Linked DNA regions of Homo sapiens: region 1 is linked to region 2. The links are chromatin loops, found by intact Hi-C in ENCODE. Cell type or tissue: MCF 10A. All regions are shown on one strand. Links, peaks and the distances in the headings refer to the core of each region. The heading gives the core; the rest is flanking DNA.

What was found. Peaks named below come from ENCODE experiments on the same cell type or tissue, not always from the same donor. Only the 100,000 strongest peaks of a DNase experiment are listed, where the experiment ranks them.
Region 1: a loop joins it to region 2, with 2.2 times the contacts of the local background. A loop is called at or near these places in 1 of 110 quality-filtered maps.

What each region holds. Positions count from the first base shown.
Region 1 is chr5:179,269,987-179,281,710 of GRCh38, reverse strand. ADAMTS2 (ADAM metallopeptidase with thrombospondin type 1 motif 2) reads left to right here. Exons shown (of 22, transcript NM_014244.5): 3 at 8,647-8,800. Among named protein-coding and RNA genes, the nearest start is that of ADAMTS2, 70 kb to the left of the region's middle. In MCF 10A, for the core only: no CTCF peak of the experiment used is centred there; a DNase peak (open chromatin) is centred at 5,580.
Region 2 is chr5:179,398,052-179,409,775 of GRCh38, reverse strand. No RefSeq gene overlaps it. Among named protein-coding and RNA genes, the nearest start is that of ADAMTS2, 58 kb to the right of the region's middle. In MCF 10A, for the core only: a CTCF peak has its summit at 5,263 (motif pointing right); no DNase peak of the experiment used is centred there.

The DNA of each region.
Region 1 (11,724 bases), core at 3,222-8,221, 130 kb after region 2:
ACCCAGTAATTCCACTTTGAGAGGAATGAAAACACATGTCCACACAAAAACTTGTCCACAGATGTTCATAGCAGCATTATGCATAGGAGCCAAAAACCAACAACCCACATGTCCATCAACCGGCAAATGGATAAATAAAATGTGGTATATACATGTGATGGGGTATTATTTGACAATAAAAGAGGAATGAAATACTGCTATATGCTACACCATGGATGAACCTTGAAAACATACTAAGTGAAGGAAGCCAGTCACAAAAGGCCACATAGCATGTGATTCCACGTATATGAAATGTCCAGAATAGGCCAATTCATAGAGACAGAATGTAGATTAGTGGTTGCCCAGGGCTGGGTTGGGGAGGAGAGGTTGGGGAAAACATGGGGAGTGACTGCCAATGTGTACGGGGTTTCTTTTTGGGGTGATGAAAATGTTCTAAAATCAATAGTGGTTATGGTTGAATTGTTCACTTTCAGCATATAGTTTAGATGGCTGAGATGTATGGTATGGTAATCACAGCACCATAAAGCTGTTATATATTAAAAAGCATTGAACTGGCCGGGCGCCATGGCTTATGCCTGTAATCCCAGCACTTTGTGAGGCCGAGGCAGGTGGATCACCTGAGGTCAGGAGTTTGAGACCAGCCTGGCCAACATGGTGAAACCCCATCTCTACTAGAAATACAAAAATTAGCTGGATGTGGTGGTGTGTACCAGTAATCCCAGTTACTTGGGAGGCTGAGGCAGGAGAATCGCTTAAAAATGGGAGGCAGAGTTTGCAGTGAGCTGAGGTTGCGCCACTGCACTCCAGCCTGGGTGACAGAGCGAGACTCTGTCTCAAAAAAAGAAGAAAAAAAGCATTGAACTTTATAATGAAAAATGATTCCCTTTTCAGTTGCATTTTAAACTCTCTGGTTGAGTCGAGGGGAGTCTCAGTTTGGTGCTGACAGATCTTTACCAGCTCTCTGCTACTTACTGACCTCTATAACAAGAGAGAAGGGCAGCGGTGTAGGCTTTGAGGTGCAAATAGAAGCCCGGAGAGAGAGGAAGACACTGGGGGTGCGCCCAGGGACAGACGGCTGCTGGGACCCCATGGAAGGCCTTGCGTGCCATGGGACGGCCTTGGCCTTTATTTTACAGGAGTGGGTTTCTGGTTTTTGGTTTGGTTCTTTCTCCTTGGTCCTAGTAGAGTTTTAGAAGGATGATCGGTACCTGCCAACGTGTGCGGGGTTTCTTTTTGGGGTGATGAATAAACAGGATAAGCAGTAATTCATAGGTTACGTAGTCCAGCTCCTCAGTTTGCAGATGAGGGAACTGGGGGCCTGCAAGGGGGCAGGACTGGCCATGACCGCATTGGAAACCAGGGCCCCTGGCTCAGCGTCCAGTGCTTACTCTCCCTGCCTGCCTCGCCCCCCACCCTGCCCTTCAAAGTGGAGTCTAGCTTTCCTTAGAGCCTCGCTGGGCATGTGACTGTCGGGGCTCCTTGGTCCTGTTGGAAATTGGCTCCGGCCAGCTTAGGCCAAAAAAGAGACTTTCTGGAGTAAAGGTCTGTAGGGCCTGAAACCAGGTCCAGGGAAGGTTAGAGTGGCCAAGCAAAGTCATCAGGTTCTGTGGAGCTCAGAGGCAACTCTGTTGTGGTCACTGTGCTCAGCAGAACCCTGGAAGGCCCAGCTCCAGCCATAGCTCCAAGACAGAGCCCTAGACAAGGGGTCGCTCTCCAAGAGGAAGGACGGGAGTGGCTGGCACCTGGCGAGGATCCCATGAGACAGAGGAGGAGCTGGTGGAGATGCGGGTGAGGACAGCTGTTTCCTAACCCCATGGACAGCTCCTGCCCGCTGGCGTCCCTTTTGGAAAAGTGGAAAAGTCAGTGTGTGAAATCCTCTGGGATGCTGAACTGTAAAGGAGCCCCCAGTGGTGAGGACCGAGTGGCTCAAATCCCACTCGATACTTCCCACTCCTGGGACTGTCCAGTGGTGAGGACGGAGTGGCTCAAATCCCACTCAATGACACTTCCCACTCCTGGGACTGTTCAGTAGTGAGGGGTCCAGCCCCCTTCCCTGAAAGCTCCCAAGGTTGTTAGAGACCTCCCTGGGGAGCTGGGAGAGGCAAGAGAGTGCCCGAGCAGGCTCTGAGAGGAGGCGCCCTGGGAACTGCAGGCACTGTGCAGCTCTCCCTGTGAGACCGTCATTCCACCAGGCAGCTGTCACAGCAGGGGAGGCTGCCTGGCCATTGCCCCGTTGTCCAGCAGATCTCCCAGGTTCATTACCAAAAGGAAGATGGGGAGAAAGAATCTTGGAGTTAGAATACTTTCAGGAATGGGAATCTTAGCAGATGCCAGCATCTGGGGGACTCTTGGCAAGGTGCGTGCTGTGTGTGTATTTCGGAGGGAGGTGAGTTTGAGGGCAACAGGGACTTGCAGCCTTGTCCCTTGGCAAAGTCTGGGTCCCTCTGTGCATGGACCTGTGTGCTTCCTATGCTTTGTGCCTTCTATGCTTGATTGTTGCCACTGCAACCTTGGCACACACCTGACAGTGTTTATGCTGGAGGTTGACAAGGTTGAGTGACAGACCAGGTCCCAGTCATACACAGGTGGGAGGCTGCTGATGGCTGCAGCTGTGGCTTCCATGGGAAGGGGCAGTGGGAACCAGCCAGCCTGGGTGCTCTGCAGAAGGAAACAGGATGCATGCTTGTGTTTCCTGTGAACCCCTAACTTCCAGGCTGTCTGTGGTTGAATACTTAAAAATTCAGAGTAATAGAGGAGAGCTGTTAAGCCTTTGGATCTTTATAAATTTTTAACATCTAGTTGCCATTTCTAGTAACTACTTTACCATCAATCCAACTGCAAAGGAGCAGGTTCTATAGAAGGAAGAGGCAGGGCAGGCGTTGTGTAACTCACCAGGATCTGAATGCCGGCAACTTGACTTGATGACCCGGGTACTACCAGGCTCTGGGCCCCTGCGGTGGCACCTGAAGGTCAGGGACAGAGCCCTCCCCATGATCCTCTCTCTGTCCCCCAGGGGAGAACCTGGCTGGGTTTGCCAGACATCCACAGACTTCAAGAGCAGAGTGGGACTCACACTTAGAGCCAGGTCGGGGTACCAACCTTTCTGTAAGACCCCAGGCTGGACAGCTGTGGGGTTGGACAGACAGGCCACCAGCAGGCTCCCAACTGAGTGCTTTTCAGCCTAGTGTGCTTCTGGAGTTTCTTTAATATTTATTGAGTGGGGAGAGGAAACTGATTCTAATTAATAAAAATTACATGTAAAAACAGATACACTTGACACTGGCAGCAGGAAAATCAAAGTCCCGGAAAAAAATGCAGCAAAACATAGCTCACATTTTGTGCTTTGCTCTCCTGTCAATTTTCTTCTGTGTGTTTTAGACAGATCATTCCTGGGATGCATATACTGAAGTGTTTGAAAATCAGGGAATAAAATGATCTCCACTTCTTCCGTGAAGTGCCCCCCGCCCCGAGCATTATTCTGGCCAGCGGTCTTGGCAGGACGTCAGCTGATGGTCTTGGGGGGGTCAGCCTTTGGTCTCGGGGGGGTCAGCCTTTGGTCTCGCGGGGGGTCAGCCTTTGGTCTCGGGGGTGGTCAGCCTTTTGTCTCGGGGGTGGTCAGCCTTTGGTCTCGGGGGGGTCAGCCTTTGGTCTCGGGGGGGTGTCAGCCTTTGGTCTCGGGTGGGGGGTCAGCCTTTGGTCTCGGGGGGGGGGTCAGCCTTTGGTCTCGGGGGGGGGTCAGCCTTTGGTCTTGGAGGGGGTCAGCCGTTGGTCTCGGGGGGGGTCAGCCTTTGGTCTCGGGGGGGGGTCAGCCTTTGGTCTCGCAGGGGGGTCAGCCTTTGGTCTCAGGGGGGGTCAGCCTTTGGTCTCACGGGGGGTTCAGCCTTTGGTCTCGGGGGGGGTCAGCCTTTGGTCTCGCGGGGGGGTCAGCCTTTGGTCTCGGGGGCGGTCAGCCTTTGGTCTCGGGGGGTGTCAGCCTTTGGTCTCGGGGGGGTTCAGCCTTTGGTCTCGCGGGGGGGTCAGCCTTTGGTCTCGGGGGTGTCAGCCTTTGGTCTCTGGGGGGTGTCAGCCTTTGGTCTCGGGGGGGTCAGCCTTTGGTCTCTGGGGGGTGTCAGCCTTTGGTCTCGGGTGGGGGGTCAGCCTTTGGTTTCGCGGGGGGGTCAGCCTTTGGTCTCGGGGGGGTCAGCCTTTGGTCTCTGGGGGGTGTCAGCCTTTGGTCTCGGGTGGGGGGTCAGCCTTTGGTCTCGGGGGGGGGGGTCAGCCTTTGGTCTCGGGGGCGGTCAGCCTTTGGTCTCGCGGGGGGTCAGCCTTTGGTCTCGGGGGGGGGGTCAGCCTTTGGTCTCGGGGGGTGTCAGCCTTTGGTCTCAGGGGGGTCAGCCTTTGGTCTCGGGGTGTCAGCCTTTGGTCTCGGGGCAGGTGCCACCATGTTCATCGTCCAGCATGCGTTGTGCGCATCGCACGGTGGTCAACAGAGACGGGCGGGGCTGTGAGGAGCATGTTGAACGTCTGTGTTGGAGAATGCCACCGCTTGGAGGCTTCTGGCTGTGTGAGGAAGCCTGAGCCCAGGCCCTGCTTCAGATGGACCCCAGTGTGCTCCTGTGCCCTCCGAGGAGTCGCCTGCAGGGGTGCCCTTCCAGGAGGCAAGGCCCAGGGCAGCATCAGATGGAGCTAGTGCTGTTGGCTCAGCCCAGTGATTGTCCTCAGGGAGGCAGCCAGGGAGGGGAGCCTGACCCCTGCTGGTCAGGGAGACCCCAAACTGTCCCCCGGGTTACTCCGGCCAGAGAGTACTGCCCTTCCCCAGGCTGAGCCTGGCCTCATTGTCACACTAGGTCCCTCCAGAATAACCCCAGGGCCTCAGGCCTGTGGCATCGATGGCTCCCGACCTGGGCTGCAAGTTCCCCCAGAAGATGGAGCTGCCATAAGGGGTCCTCATGCCCCAGTGTCCTGCCCTAATTGGCTCAATCGGCCCAGTCTGGCCCAGGGACCTGTCTGGGAGATGCCCTTTCCGTGTAGGTGTGAGTTCTGATCCCTAGAACCTGTGTGTCCCCAGCAGCCTGTCTGCCCATCTAGGCCTCGGTTTCCTCATTTGGAAAGCAAGCTGGCTGGATGAAATCACTTGGGTGGAGGCGTGGCCTGGTTCTCAGTGTCTCCCAGGCTGCATGTGCTCCTGTGTGAGTGTGCACGGGAAATGACCTGCCTCATGTACAGACGAGTCACTGGACGCTTGGGGAGCTTGACACCTTGCCTGAGGTCACCTGGCCAGATAGAAAGGGTGCCAGGAAGTCAGAACTTCACGCTCCAGGACAGCTTGCCCGCTGCCGCCCCCCAGGGTTAATTCCTGCACTTCATCCAATGAGTTTCAGTCATAAGATGGATTTGAGGCACCAGCCTTCTCCACACCACGCACCGGGACCATCAGTGCTGGACCCTCCCAACTCCTGCACTGGTAAACACACTGCCCCTGTGCCAGTGGACAGGCCTGGCTGTGTTCTTCCCGCCTGCCTGCTCGGTGCCTCCCTTGGGGGACGTGGCCTGCAGCTTTGGGGTCATCGGTTCGCTCATTCCACAGGCATCTGCTGAGTCTTCGCCAGGCCTGGTTGAGCCCTGAGACCCAGGGATGAGTCAGAAGCGTGGGGCCTGCAGGGTTCCCACCCCCTCTTCCGCTCTCCTCCCACAGCCCTGCTGACCTCCTTCTCCGACCTCGGTCTTGCCCTGGTAACTCTGGTTACCACTGCCTCCTAGGCCTCTTCCCCAGAAGCCCAGGATGCCTGAGCCCAGAGGGTCCTGCGCCCCTTGCCCTTCTTCTCATGCCCCTCGGAGAATGGCACCCACTTTGCCGGCCACCCACCAGGACCCTGAATTACTTTTCTGCGGCTGCTGTAAGGAACCACTTAAAACAGCAGGAATTCGTTCTCTCACAGTTCTGAGGCCGGACGTCCGAAGTCGGTATAACCTGACCCAAATCCAGGCATCGGCAGGGCTGCGCTCCCTCTGGAGACTCTGGGGGAGGACACTTTCTGGCCTCTGCCAGCTCCTGGGGGCTGCCAGCATTCCTTGGCTTGAGGCCACATCGCTCCAATCTCCAAAGCTGGCATCTGGCATCCTCCCTGTCTGCCCATGGCCTCGTCCTCTGCGCATCTGCCTAATCCCCCTCCACTCCCCGGCATAAGGAAGTGGGCAAGGACTGCATTCAGGGCCCAGCCAGCCCCAGAGCTGACCTGATCACACCCGCAGAGTCTCTTTCCACCATGTCCACTACCCTCACAGCTGCCAGGGATGGGGGCCTGGGTAACTTTGGGGGCCGGTTCTTCAGCCACAGACCTGGAAGCCCACCAGGTGCTTCCTCCTCCCTCCCATCTCAGCCGGCTCTACCCTACCACGTCCTGTCCATTTCGCTCCTCACCTCCTTCATACCTGCCACTCGTCCTTGTCTCTCATGCTCCCGTCTGGACCATTACCCCTCTCCCAGGTGCCTGTAACACCTTCTCCCCAGGACCCCAGACCCATTTTTGTTCCGCAGCCCATTCCCCCTGCCGCAGCCACCATGCTTCTGAACTGGAATCAGATCAAGGCTCCCCCCAGAAGCCCTGGGCTGCCTACAATCTCCCTCACCAGCCCCCTGAGTGATGGGCCACCGGGCACCGTGCCCTTGATGCTCCTGTCCACCCACCTGGTCAGCTCTTCCCACCAGCTGTGCTCCGTCCACCTCCCCGGCCATGGCATGTGCGGTTTCCCCCATATGGAGCACTGGTCCTCTCTCTGACTCTTTGCCTGGCCAGCACAAAGGGATTGGGTGGGTTTGGGTAGATGTCACCTCCTGCCGGAGGCATCCTTCATTCTGGAGCCAGGCCTGATGCTGGGCTCTGTGTTCCTCCAGGCCCTGCACCTCCACCAGCCCCTGCCTGGCACATCAGCTTCCCGAGGGCCCAGGCTGAGTGCGCCGGGAGGCATCTCCAGCCTCCCTCGCTACACTTGAGGCTAGGGGCAGCCGCCCAGCAGGCCCTGGGGGGCACTGACTGCATCTCGGTCTGCAGAGGCTCCCAGCCAGCAACAGGATGGGGCTCACCGAGCACCTGGGGTCAGGGAGAAGGAGGGGCAGCCCGTGCGCCACCGTGCCCCCCCACAACCAAGATGATGATATGGCAGAGGCCATCATGAGGTTACTTTGGGGGGGGTGTGGTTTCCGCACATCCAGATGGCAGGTGCCGGGGGCTGCCCACCAGAGGGCACACTCCTAACTGGACAGGGGACCCCGGCCAGCGCCAGCTAAGCTGGAGTGTCGATGGGTGCTGGAAATGCCAGCTTTTCTGATTTTCAAGAGAGTCTGGAAATCTGGTCGTTTATGTGAACTCTCCTGTTTCTTAAGTTTGGCAACAAATTCAAGCTTTTAAAATCCCCTGCATGGGTCATAAGCTTGTGATCTGAAGGAAACACTCTGAAGGCTGGACACAGTGTGCACTTCCAGTGTGAGACCTTGGTTTATGGATAATGGACCAGAAGATAAAAGTGTAGGAGCTGGAGTTGTCATGGGATGGGTGGACCTGATGGTGCCAGCAGGCTGGATGGCAGGGTATGGCAGGGGAGGGCAGGGTATGGCAGGGGAGGGCAGGCTGGATGGCAGGGGAGGGCAGGAGAGGTGAGGGGGTCTGAATCAGGCCTCGAAGGGGGAACACAGGTTTACCAGATGGCCGAGCTGGGGATGGGGTGGTGGGGTGGGAGAATGGGGATTCCTGAGTTGGCAGCATGGGGTTCAGGGGCTGGGTGGCTCGGCAGGGTGCACCCAGCCCAGTGAGAAGCATGGGGTGGTGCAAGCCGCGGTCTGGGAGGGTGGGGCAGGCCAAGAGCCTGAATGCCAGCATATAGAGCAGCCTGAGTCCCAACGGAAATGAGGACCCAGCGAGGAGTTTGTAGTCAGGGAGGGTGCTGGCTGGCCTAGGGGGTCAGGGGCAGCAGTTCAGCTGCCTGTAGAGTCTGGGCTGGTGGCTGACACAGAGAGCAGGAGAGACAGTTGGGGGGCAGTAGGGACTGGAGCCAGTTGCAGGGGCATGTGTTCCATCCAAGACCCGCTGTGGTCAGGGCCTGCGTTTCCAAGGAAAGCTGGGATTCCATGTTCAAGACATGAAATCTCATCATTCTGAGTGTTAGCTTCAGAGCTTTAAAAATATTGTTTGGCCCAGATGGAACATGTGTGTGGGCAGATTCAATCCCCGGCTGGCTGTTTTGACCTTTGTCTTGGACTCTGGGCTCCTGGGAGTGGGGGCAGCACTTGGCCCATATTGATGCACTTTGGTGGATGCCCTCCTGGGGACACGCACAGGCCCACAGCTGCCCTTGAATGTCTCCCTGCTTCTCTGGACGGTTTTGACTTTATAAACACAGTAACTTTTCTGAAAGCAGACAGGGTTGGTGTATAGGGGTGGAGATGACCCAGACAGAGGCCCCTTTCCTAGACAGGGTGGGCGGCGGGGGGCGGCCTCTGGGACCACATGTTCATACCCTCCGGCCAGCCCAGGGTTCAAGCTGAGCACCAGCTGGGGTGCTGGGCAGGGTCTTCAGGTGGGAGGTACTCCCTGAGGGGGTCTCCTCGCTGTTCCCCTTCCTTGGTCTTTTGTGTGCTGGAAATCTGATCCTGTTGTCTTTGTCCCGCAGGCTGGTCTGATCCGGATGGAGGAGGAGGAGTTCTTCATCGAACCCTTGGAGAAGGGGCTGGCGGCGCAGGAGGCTGAGCAAGGCCGTGTGCATGTGGTGTATCGCCGGCCACCCACGTCCCCTCCTCTCGGGGGGCCACAGGCCCTGGACACAGGTGAGGCTACTGCAGGTGGGCAGGCTGTGTGGAGAGCCCTCTGAGGCCCTGGTCCCCAGGGGAGCATCCCAGAGACTCAGGCAGCTCTCCACAGACCAGCTTGGCTGCTGAGGCTGAGCCCCGGTCTCAGTGGCTCAGAAATGGGCCAGCTGCCTGGCTGACGGCAGGGCGTAGCAGGGCTGCTGGGGCTGGGGCCTCTGTTCTGGGTGCATGTGGGTGACAAGCAGCCCAGACACCTCTGCCTTCATGTCTGGGGCCTCCATGGTGGACTATGAAGGCTGTCCAAGGGCCCATCTTCTGTTGCCTAAAGGCAAGCAAGTGTCGTGGAGCGGGGCGGGGGCCCCCGGCCAGGCCTGAGTCCAGTGCCTGCGTCTCTGAGTCTGTGCCTGTGAAGAGGCCTCCAGAGCCCCAGACAGCGCCTCTCCTGCTCTGTGCTGCCATGGTCCCTGGGAGGGTGCCTGTGGTAGGTCCCAACCCTCACCTGGCTGCTCAGGGAGAAAGGCCCTGCATGCTCTTTCTGGATCCCTGGAGGCATGTGCCCTACAAGGACTCTGGAGGTGCTCCCAGCAGCCTCAGCAGTCTCTGCACAGACTCATGGGCGTCTGTCTTTTTCAACTCAGAACCCACGTGTGCCCTGGGCCCAGAAACGTGAAAGGAGCTGCCAGGCGGCCATGGTGACAGTCCATGACTGTCGCCTCAGATCTGGCCTCACTGTGCCAGCCCACACCTCCCAGCATCCCCCAGTCTCTGGTCCTGGATTGTGGTGAAGCCAGGGTTGGTGTCTGATGTGGTTCTGCAGGCCCATAGTTCTCAGGGTCCCCCGTGTGGTCAGGGACTCCTGGCCTGTGCTTGGCTCTTGCTGGGAGAGTGGGAAGCTGCGAGCTCAGCCCTCAGCCTCTGGTCAGGACCCCTGGGTGAGGAGAGTCTGGAGTCTGGGGCCCAGGATCGGGCACACCTGCACGTTCACAGCGAGTGCTCCAGGGGCCTGGGCTGGGCCAGCCCCCGTGCTGTGATTTACTAAGGTACTCCCGTCACTCCATAGCAGCCCCGCCTCATTTACTGTAGGTCTGTCTGACTTCCTAGCTTGACAGAAAAATTGGGTACAGCCTGGCAGGCATACTTCTAATTTCATGAAACGGCATCAGATACCTTTGCAAAGGAATTGTTCCATCAGGAAGCCCAATGTACTCTGGAGCCAATCAGTGCAACCGGTGGCCCCTTGTTCCTTGGTGACAAATCAGCGTCTGCTATGCTGCAGACAGCCGGGCCACTGGGTACTGCCTGCCCAGCCTTTTCCAGCTGTGGTCTCAGCCTCGACTTATCCCCACCCTTGGACTATTTTGCAGGGAAGGAAGGAGGAGTAATCTAGGAGGGCCAGCGTGGAAGGGGCTGAGCGAGTGCTCCAGACCCGGGGGCAGGGCCCCAGCTTTGCTCCTTGCTAGCTAGCTGCTGTCGGGCAAGCCCAGTGGCATTAGCAACCCCTGTGTCCCCGAGAGCTCAGGGGCTGGTCACTTGTGCTGTGGGCTTGGTGCTTCTGGCTGGCCTCTCCTGGAAGATTCAGGGTGGTTCTGGGGGCCTCTGCTCAGGCGAGGTGAGCTGGCCACGTGCCCTTGGCCATGTCTCTGATCCCAGATTCCATATGGTGCTTGTCTTCCTGAACATGGCAGCCCTTCCCCCACAGCCTGGCCGGCCTTGCCTTATTTTCTGGGCTTCTGCTGGTGTTTGGCATCTTCTGCTGAATCCTCCCTCCACCCCCACCCCCAATCCACATATCTTTAATGAGAACTTGAAATTCAGAACACAGGAAAGGAATTTCAATCTCAGAATAAGCCCAGAAACCATTGGCCTTAGAAGACGCTGGGTGAGGCCAGCTGCCAGGTCAGGGGTGAGGCTGGGCTGGAAGGTGGGGGTTTGGTAATGGGCTGTCGGGGAGGAGGTGAGCCTGTCCAGCCTTAGCTCCAGGCCTGGGGCCCAGGCTGTGGATGTGAGCGTGGGCCTGGGGCTATAGGTCTGGATCCCAGAACTTGGGGCTGGGGCCAAGTCCCCTTTGCTTGATGTTCCTGTCTGGTGTCAGCAGACCCTGCATGAGGGGCTCGGGCCTTCAGTGAGCTAGCTCCCACGCCATGCACCTAATCGTTCCCACGTGGCCCTGGGCTGAGATCGACACACTGACTGGAAGGGCACCAGGCCCAGTGAGTGCCGGAGCTGGGTGGAGGGCCCACGGTGACCTCAGGCGTCCAGCTTTCCATCTGCCTGGGCCTTTTCAGGGCCCAGAGTGGCAACTGGGAGATACATAAAAGCTGTGTCCTGTGGCCAGGCATAGTGAGGGGCACAGCCTGCCTGGCACACAACTCCAGGACCTGGGTGCGGGTGTGTGTGTATGTGTGTGTGTGTATAGGGGACCCTTTCTTCCAGTGAATTCTGAGGGAACCCTGATATATCAGTGTGGCCCTGGCAGAAGCTGGCAGGAGGTGCTGGCTGGCAGTTTCTTCCTGCCTCCCCAAAAGCAACGTCTGGAAGTGGGTGTGAAGCACCCTGCTATTTATGTTCTGCCGGGGAAGGTGACACACCTGCCCTGGGTGTCCCAGTGGGGGATGGGCATCTGTCTGGGTGGCAGGATATCCCTGCAGCGTCAGGGGTGCCTCCTTTTCAGGATGTCCTGTTTTCCCCGAGAAGCCCACGGGCTGCTCAGGGTGATCTCGGGGACTCATGGAGCCTCAGGGAATCATTTTCACTAATAGTCTCTGTCATCCAAGATCAGTTGCTGGATTGCAGATTGCCTGGGGGAAACGGATAGAAAATGACGGTTTTAAAGCATTTCACAGACAGGCCAGGGATGAGTGTGTGCACTGGGCAGCTTAGGCAACACCCGGGAGAGGATGTTATTAGGAGGGGCAAGGGGTGAGGGAGCGGGGAGGGTCCTT
Region 2 (11,724 bases), core at 2,242-7,241:
GAGTCTCGCTCTGTCGCCCAGGCTGGAGTGCAATGGCGCGATCTCGGCTCACTGCAAGCTCCGCCTCCTGGGTTCATGCCATTCTCCTGCCTCAGCCTCCCGAATAGCTGGGACTACAGGCACCCGCCACCACGCCCGGCTAATTTTTTGTATTTTTAGTAGAGACGGGGTTTCACCATGTTAGCCAGGATGGTCTCGATCTCCTGACCTCGTGATCTGCCCGCCTCGGCCTCCCAAAGTGCTGGGATTACAGGCATGAGCCACCACGCCCGGCCGGCCAAGCATCTTTTAATGAAATATACTAAACACACTTCCATCAGGTTTGTATAGATGGTCTCTGAGGTGCAGAGCAGAGAAGCAGCCAGCGTGTGTGTGTGTGTGTGTGTGTGTGTGTGTGTGTGTGTGTGTGTCTGGGCAGTGTGGATGGTGTGAATGAGTGGGTGACAGTGTGCCCACCTGGAATACCTTCCCCCACCGCCACTTCTTCCACTTGGCCTTGAAACCTCCCTTTCCCCGTCCCACTCCCACAGCTGAGCGGCCTCCTCCTGCTGTCCCCTTTGTGTGGGATTTCGGGGCAGGCGCCCGATCCCAATTCCACAGTGCCTTCCGTGAACACTGCACACAGCAGCTCATCTGTAAGTATCTGTGGAGTAGATGATTTAATCAATCCATGAATTAGTAATTGCAGCAAAGTGGACAAGGTGTCAGTTGGATATGTAAGGGAGAAAAGGAAAGGAAAAAAGACAAAAGCACATGAGAGAAATACGAAGGCACTGGAGGGCGGGGCGGGTGGAGCGGGAGCAAGGTGTTCCATAGCACTCGGAAGATGCCACGAGGGGCCCCTCACGCAGACGGAGGGGCGGGCGGTTGCAGCTCCCTGTGCTGACAGCCGCACGTCACTCGGCTCGAGTGAGCTGCTCCCTCTGCGTGGAATATCCGATATCCTGCCCCGGTTGACCTTCCGATTTCTCCCTCAAGATCAAGTCAAATGCCTTTCCTCTGTAAAACACTATCCCTGCATGCATCCCTCCCCTCCCACCTGACCCCAGCCACGATAGAATTACCTTTCCCCCTGGCCAAGTGGGAGGAATGTGGCAATTCTTACATCCTTTCAGTAAAGCCTTTACCCTAATCCATCCCAGCTGTCAATGTTTCATCCCATGTCTTCCTCAAGGACAAGGGCATTATCCAATTCTTCTTGTAGATACTCAACAAGTTGGTTGAATCCATTTGAAGTTTGGCTATTTAGTCTCAGGTATTCCAGAAATGTGGCCAGTGAGAGTCGTGCCCCAGGAGTGTAATATATTTGACGTTTACTTTCAAAGGTTTAAGACGTAAGACCTGTAAAGGCAGGGAACTGGCTTAGCACAGCTCAGAGGACTCTGTCCAGCATTAGACCAGGGCGCTTCACAGGAAAGAATTATTGTTCAATAGTGGCAACTTCTCGAACTGTTAAATTGGGCCTGCTGAAAGCCTAAGGCTACTCATGTCAGCTTTACTTTCTTCTTCTTTCATTCCCCTGCTTTAAAAGAGTCATCCATCGTGGTTTAATTCAAGACAGTCTCCAACCTTCAATCAGCGCAGTTCCACCCGTGTTTACTGAGCCTGTGCCCTCATCAGGCCTCTGTGGGGTGCTGGGCTCAGGTGGGGGAGGCAGGGAACTGTGGGATGAGGGCATGTTGGGTGTGCTCAGTGGTGGGTTCAGCCCCACAAAGGCCAGGGGGCTTGGGCCAAGCTTGGGAGGCTGGGGATGGACACTGGCCGAAGGCGGCAGCTCCGGGTATGTGGTGTGCAGTGGAGCTCCGAGCTCTCTGAACTCCAGGCTCCTGCTGGCTGGTTGAGATGGCTGTTCTCTTCTCTCTGCCTTGATGTAAAGTGGGGCTAATAACAGAACCGCCCCATGGGGTTATGGTGAGGCCTTGGCGAGACAGTGAATGTGGTGGAGTGCTTAGCCCAGGCCTGGCCCCAGGCGGGGCTCAGGACACAGGGCTGTGCTTATTATGAAGTGGTCTGGGATGACATCACCGTGGAGGGGGAGCCATGGGTAGCCCATGGGGCAGGACCAGGGCCGAGGCACAGGCTCAGCCTGACTCTCTGACCCTAGAGCTCTGCTCGGTACCATCACCTCCCACTGTCATGCTGCCCTCCCACCCACAAGCCCAGCCCTGCTGCCTGGGCGAGCCTGGGGGTCCAGGCTGCAGCCCCAAGGTGAAGGGCAGTCTGTGGCATGCTCATCCTCTGGGTTCTCTGGTGTTCAGGCTTCAGCAGAGGCTGTGAGGGAATCCAGAAGCCTTCAGGGAGGGTGAGAAAGAGGCCAGGAGCTGGAGGAATTTCCCCAGCCAGGCGCAGTGTCTGCCAGTGGTGTGGCGAGGAGCACAGCCAAGACTTGCCCCAGTGTGGGAGCCATCTGGAGCCCAGGGCTCTGCCTCATTGTTGGCTACATCTGCTTGCAGACACTGCCCATCTCTCCCTTTCCAGGAGTCCATGCAGAGCTTGGACCCAGCCCGGGGCCCCGCCATCATCTGATGCTTCAAGGTCCCCAGATCCCTGAGTGTGGAGCTGTGGCCAGGTGGCCTGGCCGAGACCAAAGCTAGCCTTTGACAGTGCTGCTGCAGTCTGCACGGGGGCTTTAGGGTCCCTGGCCTGCCCGTGATGGGCCTCTGAGAGAAGCTCTCGGTGATGGAGCAGCTTTTACAAATGGAAGCACTAATTAAGACGTTTGAATGTCTTCCATATTCCTAATTCTTTGTTCTTCTCCTTTATGTAATAGAGATGATCCTGCCTAGCTCATTACCAGCTGGTTTAGTAAACATCTAGAGACTACAAGGATATTTTATTTTAATTGCCTGAGCCTCAGGATTATGGAAACAAGATGGTAGGGGGAAGGGCTGAGGAGTGAGACTGGGAAGAAAACGCTTGACCCGAAGTTCTCATCTGGAAGAGTGAGGCCTGGCTGCTTTGGCTGTTGGAGCAGGTTTAGCGCTTTTGACCCAGGCCCAGGAAAGAGTGAGAGGCACCTGGAGGAGCCTGTGCCTCTGCCGGCTGATGAGAGGGCAGGTCCTGGGCCAGTCAATGAAACACATTTCTCCTTCATAAACGTGGCAAACAGCATAAAAATATGTCTTATTTTCTAAGTTGCATGAATCAAAAGCTGGCAAGGGGCCCGAGAGGCAAGAGCTGTTTGCTCTGCAGCAGACGTGTGCATGGTGTCCTGAGGCCTGGCTCCGGGTTCTTCCCATGGGAACACTGCTTCCCAGACCAGGGCTCCAAGCTAGCCTGGGAGGGCGGGGGACAGGTGGAGGGCTGGCCTGAGGGCCGGTGGGAGAAGAGCAGGGTGCAGGAGCTAAGTGGGGGGTTACCAACAGGGAGGAGCTACATGTGAGGGGCCACTGGCAGGCCAGGCACCAGATCAGCTGCAGTGGCCCTGCAGTGAGGCCCGTGAGTATCCCCTGGCCAGCAGAGAAGCTGATTAGCGGTGTCCTCCGGGGCCCAGGACTCGCTGCACAAATGGACCTGAGGGCCCCAGCTTTACCAGCAACAGCTGAGGGTAGCATACAGGGGCCCAGTAAGAAGCTGGAGACTGAAGCTCCCCCGGGGCCTCCTGGTGGGCTGCTCCCAGGCCTGTTGCTGGGGCCGGAGGAACAGCGCCTGCCAACAGCCTGCTCTGCTGACACCTACAGCGGTGTGCTGAGGGACCTGTCCAGCTTCCCCAGGTCCAGCAGCAGCAGCAGGTCCACATCCTGTGGTCTGGCTTTTGGAAGGTTTTGACACCTCTGCAAACAAGCCTGGTGTGTTGTTCTAAAAGTGGGTTCCCCAGGACTGTCACTGCCCCGCGGGGGAGGGGGAACAGCATCTCCTGGAATCGCCATCCTGCCTGCTGCCATCACTCCCTGGGGATACCCTCGGACCTCGTAGCCTTTGCATCCCATCTTGCAGCTGTAGCTGGCAGGGCTGGTGAGGGCTGGTCAGATAGCCTGGGGGGTGGGGGCGAGGCTGGGAGCCAGGGCTGAGGAAGCGGGTCAGAGAGGATGCTACCCACGTGGGAGAGGCCGGATGTACCTCCTCATGGTCATGTCACTGTCCTGAGCCACGCAAATCATGCCCCTGTCCCTGCCCTGCCACAGGTGGCATTCTCTGGGCTTACCTGAAAGAGTCCCTGCCTGACCTTATTAAAACCGGGATCCACCATAAATGCCAGTTCTCCATCCTTGACCCACAGCATGTGCATTTATGGCCGAGAAAAACTCACTAGGGCCAGAGCACTTCCCAGCTAGGGAAGCGCTGGCTCATTAGGGAGGCCGAGCTGGTCCTGGCGGTTCTAGTGAGCTGTGAAAACCACTCGGGAATGGGAGAATTAGCAGAGAAGGTGTCTTCGAATTCCCAGAGGAGCTTCTTCTGTCTAATTTTGGAGTGTGCAGGCCCAGGTGTTTCATGGGAAGGGGCTAACAAACTGGATCTTATGTTTTGAGAATCTAAACAGAGTGTAGGGGATAAATCCCCCACAGAGGAGCTGTCACTGACCTAGGTCTCCCCAGCTTTTGGTTGGGGAAGGTGAGGTGGGCTGGGTGGGGCCAGGCTGGAGTCTGCTAGGTCCTCAGAACATGTGGAACGTGGGTGTGGGCACAGACAGTGGCTGCCAGGAGTCCAGACAGAGCCTGTCTAGGACTCTGGCCTGTTCCCAGGTCAAGGAGGCAGGTCCAGCAGGGAGAGAGGCCCAGATGGAGGGATGGGAGGCCCCTGTCAGTTTATTCTCAGGCACCTACCCCAGTGGCTCAAGTGGGGGAGATGAGCCAGTGACAGGAGGGCCTAGTGCAGCCAGGCCAGGGGCTCCCACAGTGTCAGCAGGGTCTTGTCCTTCGGTCCTTCTCACCCTGCTCCCCACACAAGACCTCAGGAGCTCCAGGCTCCTGCTGGCTCATTCACCCCAGTGGGTTGGGGGACAGAGTCTTTTGCCCAAAACTTCCAGGCAGCGTCCCAGCCCTGATCATTCTCAGAAGGAAGTCAAGGGGCTACAGACACCAGTAGACCTACAGAAAGGGACCCTTGAGCAGAAACACATAACACTCCAGGGCACCTGGTCTCCTCACCAAAGACTCACCACTGGGGGCACCAAGGCAGGCAAGGAGAGAGCCCCAATTCATGCAGGAAGGCAGCCAGTTTCCTCTGCTGGCCCTCCAGGGCAGTGGTGTGTGCCCTTGACCTAGGCCAGCAAGACCAGGTGTCCACGGAACAAGTGGCCTGAAGGCCCTGTGCTCCCCGCTGTGTGTGGCGTGACCAGCAGAGGCCAGCAGGGCTCCAGCTCAGTGGATATGTCTGTGCTGTCATCTCTCAGCTCACAGATCCCAGAGCTTCTCTTTCTGGATCTGTCATTCTCTCTGCGCCCCTGCTCCAGCACTCTGTTGCTTTTCTTTCTACCTGGTTGACTGCCCCTTCTCTGTCTCTCCCTCCTTTATACAATCATTAAACTCAGCCCCTGTCCTCAGCTCTTGTTCCTGCTCACTTTAAACCATCTCCAGGCAAAGCTGTGTGGGCTGATGATTCCCAACTTAGGAACTCCATCCTTGAGCTTGGACAGGCCACTTACCATTCCAGCTACTCTAAAGCTTGAACTCACTCTCCCCCATCCATCTGCTCCTCCTCCAGTCTTCCCCATGGGAGCATATCCTCCCCTCGCTCCATCTCAGGACTGGGAACAAGATCTGCACCAGCCACCCCTGGAGCTGGTGGAGGGCTTTGCACAGGCATGGCCCAAAGCAGACCCACCGTGGGATGGAGCTTTCCAGGGGCTACCCCCTTCTAGCTCCCATTATCAGTCCCACAATCTCCAACAGGCCCAGGGGAGGGAGATTCTGAGGGCCGGCCACTGGAACAGGAAACCTGTGCAAAGAGTTTGGGACTTCTTGATGCCCAAGCAATGAAATGCTGATTTGGAGGCACTGGCTCTTGTCACAGAAGCTGAGAGGTAGGTCAGGAAGTCACCCTAGGTACCTCTCCTTCACTGTCCACACCCAAACAATCCCCAAGTCCTATTTATTTGACCTCCAGAGGAGTCTCAAATCCATGCTTTCTCTTCCTCCCCACTACAACCTCCTGGCCAAGTCATCATTCTCTCCCATCTGGACTCTGAGTTCCCTCACTGTCTCCCCAAGTCTTCTTCAGCCTGTTCTCCACTCAACATCAAGCACAGTCCCTGGCACCTAGTAGGGGCTCAGCTTACACTCATGCCGTGGACGGACGTGGCTGCTTTTACCTTCCAGCAGGCCTTGGTGCAGGAGCTTTGCTTCTCAGGGTGTATGTCATACCCCTGGATGGTGGGGATTGTTGCTGCTATTTTTGGCTTGCTGGGAAGAAAAATAACAACTTGTCCTCATTATTAAAACTGGAGGAGAAATACTACTTCACCAGAGTAGGTAGGAATCACAGTGAGAACACCTGGTGTTTTGGCCACAGGTCCACTTAGTAGATGGTCTCTGGTTGGAATTATCATTGCTCATGTCCTACCCTGTGGGAAAAAAAAAACATTTTATTTTGAAATAATTGTACACTTGTAGGAAGTTGCAAAAATTGTACAGAGTCCCTTGTAAGCTTCCCTCAGCTAATCTTAATGCTGACATCTTATATAACCACAGCACAAGATCAAAACCAGGGAATTGACATTGATATTACAATGCTACTAGACTCTAGACCTTATTCAGTTCTCATTATTGTTGAGATGGTAATCATTCCTCTCTCTCTCTCCGTTTCTATGCAATTTCATCCCGTGTATAAATTTTGATAACCACCACCACAGTCAAGACACAGAACTGTTCATCATCACAAATGCACACCCTTGCACTACCTCTTCGTATTTGGTATTTGCAACCTCCCCCTCCCTGTCCCTGTCTTCTAGCAACTACTAATCTGTTCTCCATCTCTATCATTTTGTCATTATGAGAATGTTGTACAAATGGAATCACACACTGCATCATCTTTCAAGGTTGACTTTTCACTCAGTGTTTGTTCTCTTGAGATCCATGTAACAATAGTTTGTTCCTTTTTACTGCTGAGTAGTGTTCCATTATATGCACGTACCAGAGTTTCTGCAAATATGGTGAATAAAAATTCTATCGATAGTCACGTATAGGTTTTTGCACAAACATCAGTTTTCATTTCTCTGAATAAATGCCCAAGAGTGTGAGGGCTGGGTATTATGATGCGTGCTTAGCTTTGTGAGACACTGACAATTTTACATTCTCACTAGCAATGGATAAGAGAACCACTTTCTGTGGATTCTTGTTAGCATTTTTTTTTAACCATAGTTGTTTTCATAGGTGTGTAGTGATATTTCCTTCTGCTTTTCATTTGCATTTCCCTAATGGTCAATGATGAGGAACATGTTTCTGCGTGCTTTTGTTTTTTTTTTTTTTGAGACAGAGTTTCGCTCTGTCACCCAGGCTGGAGTGCAGTGGTGCCATCTGCAAGCTCCGCCTCCCGGGTTCACGCCATTCTCCTGCCTCAGCCTCCTGAGTAGCTAGGACTACAGGCGCCCACCACCACACCCAGCTAATTTTTTGTATTTTTAGTAGAGATGGGGTTTCACCGTGTTAGCCAGGATGGTCTTGATCTCCTGACCTCGTGATCCGCCTGCCTCGGCCTCCCAAAGTGCTGGGATTACAGGCTTGAGCCACTGCGCCCAGCCTCTGCATGCTTTTTGGCTATCTCCGTCTTCTCCTTGGTGAAATATCTGCTCATGTCTTTGCCCATTTTGTAACTGAGTTGTTTGTTTTTTTACTGTTGAGTTTTTTATGATGGTAGTAAAAAACATAAGAGCCAATAAACTTTGCTTTTTTCTTTTGGTGTTTTTCACAGTAATAGAAGTGGATACACACCCAAAAGTCTGTGTGACATGCCCGTGTCAGGGATTAGCTAGGGTAACAACCTCCGATTCTCAGAGTTTAGACACAACAAATATTTATTTCTTGCTCACAGAAATCCAGAAGTAGGTTGGGTGTCTCGTCTCCTCACAGCTTTTGCCAAGCAGTGACTGTGGAATCTGGGCCTGTTCCATGCTGAGGCTCCACCACCTGGATATCCAGCCACCCGGCTTCCAAAGTGGTAGTGGAAGAGGAAGAGAGCTGGGAAGTGCATGGAAGTTTGTTTTTATGGCCTATTCTAGAGGTGGTGTACATTCTTTTCACAACATCTTATTGGCCAGGATTTAGTCACATGGTCCCCACACAACTTTAAGGAGGCTGGGAATGTTGCCCTCCTGGGTATCCAGGAAGAGGGGTTAGATGGGGTGAACATTACCTGTATTAGTCCGTTCTCATGCTGCTATAAAGAACAGGCTGAGACTGAGTAATTTATAAAAGAAAGAGGTTTAATTGACTCACAGTTCTGCATGTCTGGGGAGCCCTCAGGAAACTTACATTCATGTTGGAAGGACAAGTAAACATGTCCTTCTTCACATGGTGGCAGGAGAGAGAAGTGCCAGCAGGAGAAATGCCAGATGCTTATAAAACCATCAGATTTCATGAGAACTCATTCACTATCATGAGAACAGCATGGGGAAAGCTGCCCCCATGATTCAATTACCCCACTCCATGTCCCTCCCACAACATGTGGGTATTATGGGAACTACAATTCAAGATGAAATGTGAGTAGGGATGCAGCCAAACATATCATTCTGCCCATGGACCCTCCCAAATCTCATGTCCTCACATTTTAAAACACAACCATGCCTTCCCAACAGTCCCTCAAAGTCTTAACTTATTCCAGCATTAACCCAAAAGTCCAAGTCCAAAGTTTCATCTGAGACAAGGCAAGTGCCTTCCACCTATTAGCCTGTAAAATCAAAAGCAAGTTAGTTTCTTCCTAGACACAATGCAGGTACAGGCATTGGGTAAATACACCCATCCCAAATGGGAGAAACTGGGTAAAACAAAGGGCCCTATGCATGTCCAAAATCCAACAAGGCAGTAACTAAATCTTAAAGCTCCAAAATAATTTCCTTTGACTCCATGTCTCACATCCAGGTCACAATGTTGCAAGACGTTAAGTTCCCATGGCCTTGGGCAGCTCCACCCCTGTGGTTTTGCAGCGTATAGCCCCTCTCCTGGCTGCTTTCACAAGCCAGTGTTGAGTGTCTGTGGCTTTTCCAGGTGCACAGTGCAAGCTGTTGGTGGATCTACCATTCTGGGATCTGGAGGACAATGATTCTCTTCTCACAGCTCAACTAGGCAGTGCCCCAGTGGGGACTCTGTGTGGGGGCTCTGACCCCACATTTCCCTTCCACACTACCTTAGGAGAGGTTCTTCACAAGGGCTCCACCCTGGCAACAAACTTCTGCATTGACATCCAGGCATTTCCATACATCCTCTGAAATCTAGGTGGAGGTTCCCAAACCTAAATTCTTGACTTCTGTGCACCCAGAAGCCCAATCCTATAAGTAAGCCACCAAGATTTGGGGCTTTCACCCTCTGAAGCAATGGCCTGAGCTTCACATGTTGGCCCCATTAACCACAGCTGGGACACAGGGTACCAGGTCCTGAGACTGCACAAAGCAGTAAGCCCTTGGGCACAACCCACAAAACCATTTTTTCCTCCTAGGCCTCCTGGCCTGTGATGGAAAGGTCTGCCGTGAAGTCCTCTGACGTGCCCTGGAGACATTTTCCCCAGTGTCTTGGCGATTAACATTTGACTCCTCATTACTTATGCAAATTTCTGCCACTGGCTTGAATTTCTCCTCAGAAAATGGGTTTTTCTTTTCTATCACATTGTCAGACTGCAAATTTTCCAAACTTTTATGCTCTGCTTCCCTTTTAAACATAAGTTCCAATTCCAAACCATCTCTTTGTGAATGTGTAAAACTGAACACTTTTAAGAGAACCCAGATCACCTCTTGAATGCTTTGCTGCTTAGAAATTTCTTCCGCCAGATACTCTAAATCATCTCTCTCAAGTTCAAAGTTCCACAGATCTCTAGGGCAGGGGCAAAACACCACGATTCTCTTTGCTAAAAGCATAGTAAGAGTTACCTTTATTCCAGTTCCCAACAAATTTCTAATCTCCACCTGAGACCACTTCAGCCTGGACTTCATTTTCTATACCACTATCAGCATTTTGGTCAAAGCCACTCAACAAGTCTCTAGGAAGTTCCACACTTTCCCATATCTTTCTGTCTTCTTCTGAGCCCTCCAAACTGTTCCAACCTCTGCCTGTTACCCAGTTCCAAAGTCAATGCCACATTTTCGGGTATCTTTTCAGCTGCACCCCACTCCCAGTACCAATTTACTGTATTAGTTTGTTCTCACGCTGCTATAAAGAACTGCCCAAGACTGGGTAATTTATAAAGGAAAGAGGTTTAATTGACTCACAGTTCTGCATGGCTGGGGAGGCCTCTGGAAACTTACAATCATGGTATAAAGGGAGGCAAACAGGTCCTTCTTTACATGGTGGCAGGAGAGAGAAGTGCCAGCAGGGGAAATATCAGATGCTTATAAAATCATCAGATATCATGAGAACTCACTCACTATCATGAGAACGGCACAGGGAAAACCACCCCCATGATTCAATTACCTGTGACCATGTCCCTCCCACAACACGTGGGGATTATGGGAACTATAATTCAAGATGAGATTTGGGTGGGGACACAGCCAAACCATATCAGGCCCCATTTCTGTCACTACAGCAGCATAAGATGGAGCTGCATGGAGCATGCCTTGTTTGTTCAGATGATGCTTGACTCACAAGCCTGGGAGCCTGAGGTACCAAGCCTGAGGCTGAGGGGGGGTCACCCTATTGCATCTGTGGCAGGCCACACCAGTCACCTTCATTTGGACCAAATAAGGAGTTGGAGCAGATGGTAATTGGTGTCTCCCTCCATTCCCTTCCCTTCCCTTCTTCCTTCCTTCTGTCATTCCCTCTCTCTGTCTTTCTCTTTCTTTTTTTCTTTATCCCTGCACCCCAATAAAGAACCTTAAAAATGAAAGTGTCTGTCCTAAGAGCACATAATGCAACTGGCCCACATGTACATGGTCAGAAGGATTGGGGGACTGACCTTCACCCCATTTGATTCTCTAGCTCAGTTTGCAAACTGGTAGTGTGTGAGTCACATTCAGTCAACAAACATGCTTTATTTGGCCTATATGATTTTTTTTTTTTTTTTTTTTTGAGACAGAGTCTCGCTCTGTCCCCCAGGCTGGAGTGCAGTGGTGTGATCTCGGCTCACTGCAAGCTCTGCTTCCTGGTTCACGCCATTCTCCTGCCTCAGCCTCTTGAGTAGCCGGGACTACAGGTGCCCGCCACCATGCCTGGCTAAGTTTTTAGTAGAAACGGGGTTTCACTGTGTTAACCAGGATGGTCTCAATCTCCTGACCTTGTGATCTGCCTGCCTCGGCCTCCCAAAGTGCTGGGATTACAGGCATGAGCCACCACTCCTGGCCTTTTTTTTTTTTTTGAGACAGAGTCTCACTGTGTTGCCCAGGCTGGAGTGCAGTGGCACCATCTTGGCTCACTGCAAGCTCCACCTCCCAGGTTCAAGCCATTCTCCTGCCTTAGCCTCCCGAGTTGCTGGGACTACAGGCACCCGCCACCATGCCTGGCTAGGTTTTTTTTTTTTTTTTTTGTATTTTTAGTACAGACAGGGTTTCACCATGTTAGCCAGGATGGTATCTATCTCCTGACCTTGTGATCCGCCCACCTCGGCCTCCCAAAGTGCTGGGATTACAGGCGTAAGCCACTGCAC